2 separate regions of the Homo sapiens genome follow, and region 2 is linked to region 1. Evidence: read pairs that join two places in POLR2A ChIA-PET (ENCODE). Cell type or tissue: Panc1. All regions are shown on one strand. Links, peaks and the distances in the headings refer to the core of each region. The heading gives the core; the rest is flanking DNA.

Region 1 (4,776 bases), core at 1,416-3,915:
ATCCTGCGTGCACTTAGATTAAGGAAACGAGGAGGGGGGTACATCTCTATATCTCATCCTTAGAGATGTGGAGGAATTGGGGCAAGAAAAAAAAATCCCAAAAATCCTTTCATTAAGGAAGGAACAAATAATAACTTACTTCTGTTCTAGCTGCATTCGGGTTTTAACCATCCATATAGGATTCATTAAGGAATTTGTGATAAAAGCTGGAAAAAAAAAAAACAGTAAAGGTCAACACTGTACATAGTCCATACTTATTAAAGATGTCTATTATCATATAATAAACTTTGAAATAGGGATTTCAATGGCCTAATAAAAAGACAGTAGGAAGCAGTTATATTTCTATCCTGCAGATAGAAGCTTCAGTTTCCCCATTAAGTGTAACATCTATTGGTATTGCTGGATCTAAAATAAATTTCTCTTAATTTTCTAGAATCCCTTCTAGTCTTTTCAACCTGTAGGTGGTGGTGTTGATATCTGTGTTAATGTGATTCCTACTGAAAATTGTAACTGTCCTAAACCTCAATTTATAAGCCTCAGATCCAGAAATAATTTAACTTTTAAGACTGATCTGCTTATTTGGTTATATGATAACCATTTGGTGAGTATGCCTTCTCCATCTCTTTAAAAAAATTTTTTTTTTTTTTTTTGTAGAGACGGGTCTCCCTTGTTGCTCAGGCTAGTCTCAATTCCTGGGCTCAAGGGATCCTCCAGCCTCAGCCTCCCACAATGCTGGGATTACAAGCATGAGCCAACACACCCAGCCAAACCTCCCTCACCTAACACTGTGAATCATTCTAGGACAACCAAAAAAAGCAACACCATGGTATCAGTCTGACATACAGTATCTCTTCTGTAATACCTCACACCCTCTATAGTGCTGTGGAAGCAGATTAATTTGATACTAGGAAGACACTGGTTTTTTCTTTTTTTTTGAGATGGGAGTCTTGCTCTGTCGCAGGCTGGAGTGCAGTGGCGCGATCTCGGCTCACTGCAAGCTCCGCCTCCCGGGTTGACGCCATTCACCTGACTCAGCCTCCCGAGCAGCTGGGACTACAGGTGCCCGCCACCGCGCCTGGCTAATTTTTTTTTTTTTGTATTTTTAGTAGAGACAGGGTTTCACCGTGTTAGCCAGGATGGTCTCGATCTCCTGACCTCGTGATCCGCTCGCCTCGGCCTCCCAAAGTGCTGGGATTACAGGCGTGAGCCACCAAGCCCGGCTGACACTGGTTTTAAGAACTTCCTTGAGGTCTGCTTTATTTATCAAGGGTTCTAAGTTAACTTTGCAAAAGTTACAAAACAGATTAATAGTTGTTAGCTTATGCTAACTCACTACTGGCCTATCTTTAAGTAAAGGGCTACCTGTTTTGGAACTCTGCCTTTCCTCCTCAGAGCTCTGTATCACATAGAAATGGCTTCCTTGTATAAAGCAACTTTAAGATTTTCTATTCAGGGTCTAGAAATAATTAGCTATAAATATTCAGACAGGTTGGTCATACTTGTATTTGGAGTAACAACGGCAGACAAAACTGGTGTGTACATCTTACAGACTGGTAGGAGATGCAAATTTTTCGTAAAATGCCAATTTAAGTTCTCTAAAATATCTTTCTAGGCTCGGCGTGGTGGCTTATGCCTGCGATCCCAGCACTCTAGGAGGCTAAGGCAGGTGAATTACTTGAGTTCAGTAGTTCGAGACGAGCTTGGGCAACATGGTTAAACTCCATTTCTACAAAAAATACAAAAAAATTAGCTGGGCATGGTGGCATGCAGCTATAGTTCCAGCTACTCAGGAGGCTGAGGCAGGAGGGATGGCTTGAGCCCAGGAGGTGGGGGTTGCAGGGAGCTGAGATCATGCCACTGCACTCCAGCCTAGGTGACACAGCCAGACCCTGTATCAAAACAAAACAATACCAATTAAAAAAAAAAAACCCTTCTGTTTAAATGAACATAGAACTCTATACAAAAGAGCCTTCTCGGCCGGGTGGGGTGGCTCACGCCTGTAATCCCAACACTTTGGGAGGCCGAGGCAGGCAGATCGAGACTATCCTGGCTAACACGGTGAAACCCTGCCTCTACTAAAAATACAAAAAATTGGCTGGGTGTGGTGACACGTGCCTATAGTCCCAACTACTCGGGAGGCTGAGACAGGAGAATCCCTTGAGCCCAGGAGGCGGAGGTTGCAGTGAGCCGAGATTGCGCCATTGCACTCCAGCCTGGGCGACAGAGTGACTCTGTCTCAAAAACAAACAAACAAAAAAGCCTTCCCTTCTCTCAGAAATCTACACGTTCATGTTTTGCAAGTACATCCCGGGGAAGAAGTCCCGCTATGGCTTTTCAGTAGGAAGTGGAATGGTTCCCTCAAAAGAGAACAGATGCCCTATGAGCTGTCACTGACCCTACTAGAAACTCTACTGCAAGCCCTACACCCTCATTGCATAACCCATAGTTGGGGACAGGAGTGCCAATTGTACACAGGGTGTGTGGGACCCTGTGGGGAATCTGAAGAAAGAAACTCTAATTTTAGAAAATCATCTGATGGGGCTGGGCGCAGTGGCTCATGCCTGTAATCCCAGCACTCTGGGAGGCCGAGGAGGGTGGATCACTTGAGGTCAGGAGTTTGAGATCAGCCCGGGCAATGTGGTGAAACCTCGTCTCTACTAAAAATGCAAAAATTAGCCAGGCATGGTGGCAAATACTTGTAATCTCAGCTACTCAGGAGGCTGAGGCACAAGAACCACTTTAACTTGGGAGGAGGAGGCTGCAGTGAGCCGAGATTGCACCACTGCACTCCAGTCCAGCCTGGGTGACAGAGTGAGACTCTGTCTCAAAAAAAAAAAAAAAAAAAAAAACTATATCTATCTATCTATCTATATCTATCTATCTATATCATTTGATGGGCAAACAGAAGACATGAAAAACCTATGAATATTCCTTTAGAAGAACAAAATACCAGTAGCATGCATAGAACATGTACATTTTGAGGGCAAATAAAGAGCTTTAGTGGTCAAGGAAAATAAAATCAAGCTACAAACCGCTCTCACTCTCCTATTGGTTGTAACATAAAGCTTTAGAAAAACAATTTTAGGTGCAAAGGAAGCAAGGAGCTAATTTCTAATTCCTGGAAAAACTGGCACAATGCATGCTTTAGAAAAGTGAGAGAGAGACCCTCTCTTCACTCACTAGGGTAACATACCTGCAGAGCCAGCTGAGAAAATATGCACAATATTGCTGTTAGGCACGAAAATGCCATTAAATTGCTCTTTGGCTTTGGAGTAACATGCAAAGTATACAGCCCTGTTAGAACAAAGAGAACATTATAAAGAAATCATCACAGTGCAACTTTATACGTCCCTCCAGAACACCTGAAAAATTTTCGGAAAATAAAATGGGAAAGATGCTGCCATGTACTAAAAAGCTTGTCCTCGCCTGTGCTAAAACCAAAACCTGCCACAGGCACGTTCAGGAAGCTCCTGTGTGTCCCTCCAGAAATGATTTAGTGGTGACAGAGGTGTTCAAAAATAATTGAGGAAAGTGAGATTTGGGGAAGACATCTACAAAGTCCTTTTACATTCTTCGTTCTGGATAAATGCTAATCCTTTAAGCTTCAACACATTGGAAGTTTTAATTTTTTTTTTTGTTTCTAGAATAGACCACACTTTTTCACCCTGTGCCAAAATGAGAATGTCAAACATAATTTGAACTGTTTTTGGGTGACTCGGGAACACACAGGAACAGCCATCATATCATACCTGTGTTTTCATAAAGGGCCCTTCCGCCACCCCCTGCCTTGACTACCGCAAAGTGGTCCCGTCACCCTTGTTTTCTCTTCACTTTTCCCCCTGCTGTCTTCCCTCTTGTTGGGGCTGGGAAATAGGAGCTACTTGGGATTTTTCCTGCTCTTTCACCAGCAATGCAGGGAAAATGTTTCTTTCTTCTGCTGGTCAATGAATCAATCATAGAATATATTTTGCAGTTTAGGATCTTAACTACTTATCATTGTTGTGTTTTAAAAGTCTTCCATTTCCCCTAATGGGTGAGGCAGTCAGGAATCTGCATCAGGTTACCAGGGTTACACTGTAGGAGCATTGCCTGTGAGCAGCGAGGGCTCTTCTCACTTTATTTACTACAGATGGGCAGTAGGTTTCCCATCTATGAATAAGGCACACCCCAGATCATCTCACAGACTAGTACTTTCTGTCTTTAAATACATCACACATACTTGCTACAAAATTCTAAAGGAACAAAAGCAGTAAAAAAGTCTGCCTTTTCATAACATCCCCAGGTGATCTGTGTTTTTTTTTTTTTTGAGATGGAGTTCTCGCTCTGTCACCCAGGCTGGAGTGCAGTGGCGTGACCTGGGCTCACTGCAACCTCCACCTCCTGGGTTCAAGCCATTCTCCTGCCTCAGCCTCCCGAGCAGCTGGGATTACAGATGCATGTCACCACGCCTGGCTAATTTTTGTATTTTTGTAGAGATGGGGTTTCACTATGTTGGCCATGCTGGTCTCAAACTCCTGACCTCAAGTAATCCGCCTGCCTCGGCCTCCCAAAGTGCAGGGATTATAGGTGTGGGCTACTGCGCCCAGCCGATTTATGTTTAAATTGGAGCACTGATCTGGAAGAATTCTATAAGCTTTTGGTCTTCACCCTATATAAGACAACATTCTCATTTTTGTTGTAAGACTTCATTTTCTCTTTTTTTTTTTGAGACAGAGTCTCGCTCTGTCGCCCAGGCTGGAGTGCAGCGATCTCAGCTCACTGCAAGCTCCGCCTCCC
Region 2 (3,528 bases), core at 761-3,260, 230 kb after region 1:
CCACCCAAAGTGCTCGGATAACAGGTGTGAGCCACCATGCCCAGCCTGGCAGAAGGGTATTTAAATAAAGGATGAGAATCCTGGGGAAGCTTTGGGGCCATCCCGAAGAGGGACATTATTTCTACAGTGATCTATCCCAAGACTTCCGATTATACTGTTTCAAAATTACAGATTTTAATTAGCCCCGTAAAAATGGGGCGGCTGTCTCTCTCTACTGACCCAGAACACAAGAAGAGAACAGCTGGTCCGTCCCCATACCCAGCCAGGTGGCAGCTGCACAGCAGCTCTGCATGTGGCAAAGGCCAGGTGAGGTGGCCCCATCAGAAACACCGGTGGCTGTTCCACCCCTGATAGACCAACGCCAGGGAAGAGGAGGAGGTGAGGAGGAATGAGGCACTGAGAGCAGACCCTGGGGGAGGCTGAGACAGGCCAGACTGCACAGCACCTGCCGGCAACCCCCCGATGGTGTTTCAATTAAAGCCACAACCCTGCAGACCCCACCTTCCCCCAAAATGCTTTCAGATCAATTGTTCCCGAGCCTTGCTTCCTCTAAAAATTACCTGTTTGTGGTGGTGTTTTAGGAAGAGGTCTGTTGAAGGAACGGCTACACCCTCTTTTGGGGATGTAGCCAAAGCGACTGGGGACAGACAGACAGAAAGGGCAGGTAAAGGATGCACAGAGGTGGGTCTGTCACCAGCGAGTGGCAGACACTCACCCACCTCCTTACACCCAGTTCCTCCACAGTGTGTCCGACTGACCCCAGAACAGTAAAACCATTGTTTTGCCCCAAGATGGGGAAAGAATGAAATTCAGGATGTGGAACAAGGTGACCTATTTATAAAGCCTCCTTTCACCTGAAGATCACGTAAGTTCCCTCCCTCTGCCGCCCCGTCTCACACATCAGTGGTGGCAGCCCAGGATTTTGCAAGAGAAACATGCCCCGAGCAATCTGCTATTTTATCAGAATCAATCTCTGCAGCCTGGCTCAGCCGCTGCCTGGGCTCTGCCCGCTCACTGGGGTTCTGTGCTCCCTCCAGCATCCTGAGCATGAGTGGCAGGGACACTCTTGGTGGTGGAAGGGCTCGGGGCATGCTCCGTGCTGGCTGGGCCATGGAGCCCCTGGCAAAGGGGCCACCACCAGCAGGGCTTGTGACACGTGGTTACCACCCTCCACCCCTCACCCTGCCAACTGCCAACTTGAGGAGGGACCCCTCAAGGAGGGATATAAAAATAAGTCTGTGCCCCTAGAATCAACAAAAAAGAACAGGATCCTTCTGGAAAGTTCTGACAAGTGATTTTGGAGAGAAAATCCCACACGGTCCAGAGCTCTAGTCCCTGACCTCAAAAGACCCAAAATGCACCTGCTGTAAACACCTATGGAAGGGCCCAGATGACTCACAGCACTTTCAGAGGGCTCGAATCAGTGGAGCCATGGCCTGGGAAACCAGCATGATAGTCAAACAGACTGAAAATTACAATATATCGCAGCTGTAGCTTAGTCAGGGTGGCGAGGACAACGGACTGTGCCTGATGCAGACGAGAAGCCAGTTCTTGAGGGACCCCAGGGACACACAGCAACCTTCCCAAAAGGTGACCCAGACAGCAGCAGACATGCCCTCCCACGGCAAGAGGAATAAAACGTGGACTATGGACCACCGACACTGCCTAGCCTCGGCGGGTAACACACTGGGCCCATCTGGTTCACACAGGAGGTGGGGCGCCCCCAAAGAGTGGAAGCAGAAAGGCAGGCCCAAAAGCAGCCCCACGGCCATCTCCAAGAAAAGAGCCACCAACAGGGTACCCACGGGGACAGGCTCAGAGACGCTGGTGCTCTTTGCCCTCCAACCCCCAGCAGCTCCCCAGAAGGCAGGAGACGGGGGCTTGAGGCAGGGTGGATCAGGTGGGCCCAGTGACTCCCAGGAGGAGGCTCTGCAGAGAAGCTGGTTCTCTGGAAGGGCCTCGCTCCAGCCTAGCCTCCTGTGGGACTCCAGAGTTCAGGGCTGCCTGGCCTGAGAGGAAGAGGCTGGAGTGCATCCAAAGTCTGCCACTTTCCCCCAACAAGGCAGTCTCTTGGACATAGGGGATCCGACCAAACCCAGGCTTTCAGGGTGCCAAGGCCTGAATGGGAGCCAGTGACACTCTGACCTCTCTCCATGGGATGTGCCAGCTGGCAAAGGTCACCTCTGGGAGTGGTCCTTGGGTCACCCTCATGTCCCTCCAGGGATAATGAGCAGCAGGCTGACCAGGAAAGGACCGGGGAAGGGATCTGAGGACTCAGGAAGCATCAACCCAGAGAGATTTCAGGGGCCACCACCCAGCCTACGTGACAGTCAGGGGGCCGGGCATCCACTCATCCGCCCCCTGAGGCCCAGGTGGCTGCCCTCAAACCACCTGGGGGAATAAGAATAAGAAGGGCAGCGTTCATGATGTCACCATAGAATTGCCTAATAAAGCTCCAGGCACAAAGTAAGAGCTTCATACATGCTGCTCCCTGCCCTCCTCCTGCCGCCTCTCAACACCTGAGGCTATCAGGGGACACCTGATAGCTTGGAATCGTGAATGCCAAGTGCAGGAGAGCGCTCAGCCAGGGAATGCCATGGCAGGTGCTGGCCCTACAACTCACAGGGGTGACCCAAGTTGCTCGGTCCCGTCACGAGACCCACAGGCCTCCCTCTGTCTGGCGGTGAGGAAAGGCAGATGGAAAGGCCCTGTTTTACAGGAGTGGTTCTCAAAGTGGGGTCCCAACCAGCAACATCAGTCAGCGTCACCTGGGAACTCAGAGATGCAAATTCCTGATCCCGTTAGACTTTCTGAATCAGAAACTCCACGGGGCAGCCTGCATTCTAATGAGCCCTCCAGGGAACTAGGATGAGGCCAGAGATTGAGAACCACTGGTTTCAAGGAATTATGGCTCAACAGTTTAGAATCTCAGATCCCTATTAAATGAAAACCATCAGGATTACACTTGTACCATAATTTTTAAAAACTTATCTTGGCCAGGTGCGGTGGCTCACGCCTGTAATCCCAGCACTTTGGGAGGCCGAGGTGGGCGGATCACAAGGTCAGGAGATCGAGACCATCCTGGCTAACACGGTGAAACCCCATCTCTACTTTTAAAAATACAAAAAATTAGCCAGGCGTGGTGGCAGGCGCCTCTAGTCCCAGCTACTTGGGAGGCTGAGGCAGGAGAATGGCATGAACCCAGGAGGCGGAGCTTTCAGTGAGCCGAGATCGCGCCACTGCACTCCAGCCTAGGCAACAGAGCGAGACTCTGTCTCAAAAAAATAAAAAACAAAAAACCTGCTAATGGGAAGGATCTCTGTACAAGAGCACAAGGGAAAAGGTTTCCCATGTCAAGTGAAAAAAAGGTCACAACTGCATCTGCCGTGAGACTAAAACCTAGAAAAAACTGTATCGGCATACTCAGGAAAGAGGTAGAAAGGAGCCCGGAGAAATGAAAATGTCGCTGTGTTTAGAGTGATGAGCTTATGAATTCCCTGCCTTTTAAACTTCTTTACTGTTGTCTTG

The links. Peaks named below come from ENCODE experiments on the same cell type or tissue, not always from the same donor. Only the 100,000 strongest peaks of a DNase experiment are listed, where the experiment ranks them.
Region 2: POLR2A ChIA-PET joins it to region 1 with 5 read pairs; 2 of 35 experiments call an interaction of 5 or more read pairs at or near these places.

What each region holds. Positions count from the first base shown.
Region 1 is chr1:9,568,776-9,573,551 of GRCh38, reverse strand. It overlaps SLC25A33 (solute carrier family 25 member 33), which reads right to left. Exons shown (of 7, transcript NM_032315.3): 4 at 3,194-3,294; 5 at 140-206. Among named protein-coding and RNA genes, the nearest start is that of TMEM201, 18 kb to the left of the region's middle. In Panc1, for the core only: no CTCF peak of the experiment used is centred there; no DNase peak of the experiment used is centred there.
Region 2 is chr1:9,343,554-9,347,081 of GRCh38, reverse strand. The region is part of intron 1 of SPSB1 (splA/ryanodine receptor domain and SOCS box containing 1); the gene reads right to left. Among named protein-coding and RNA genes, the nearest start is that of SPSB1, 52 kb to the right of the region's middle. In Panc1, for the core only: no CTCF peak of the experiment used is centred there; no DNase peak of the experiment used is centred there; H3K27ac peaks cover 1,037 bases.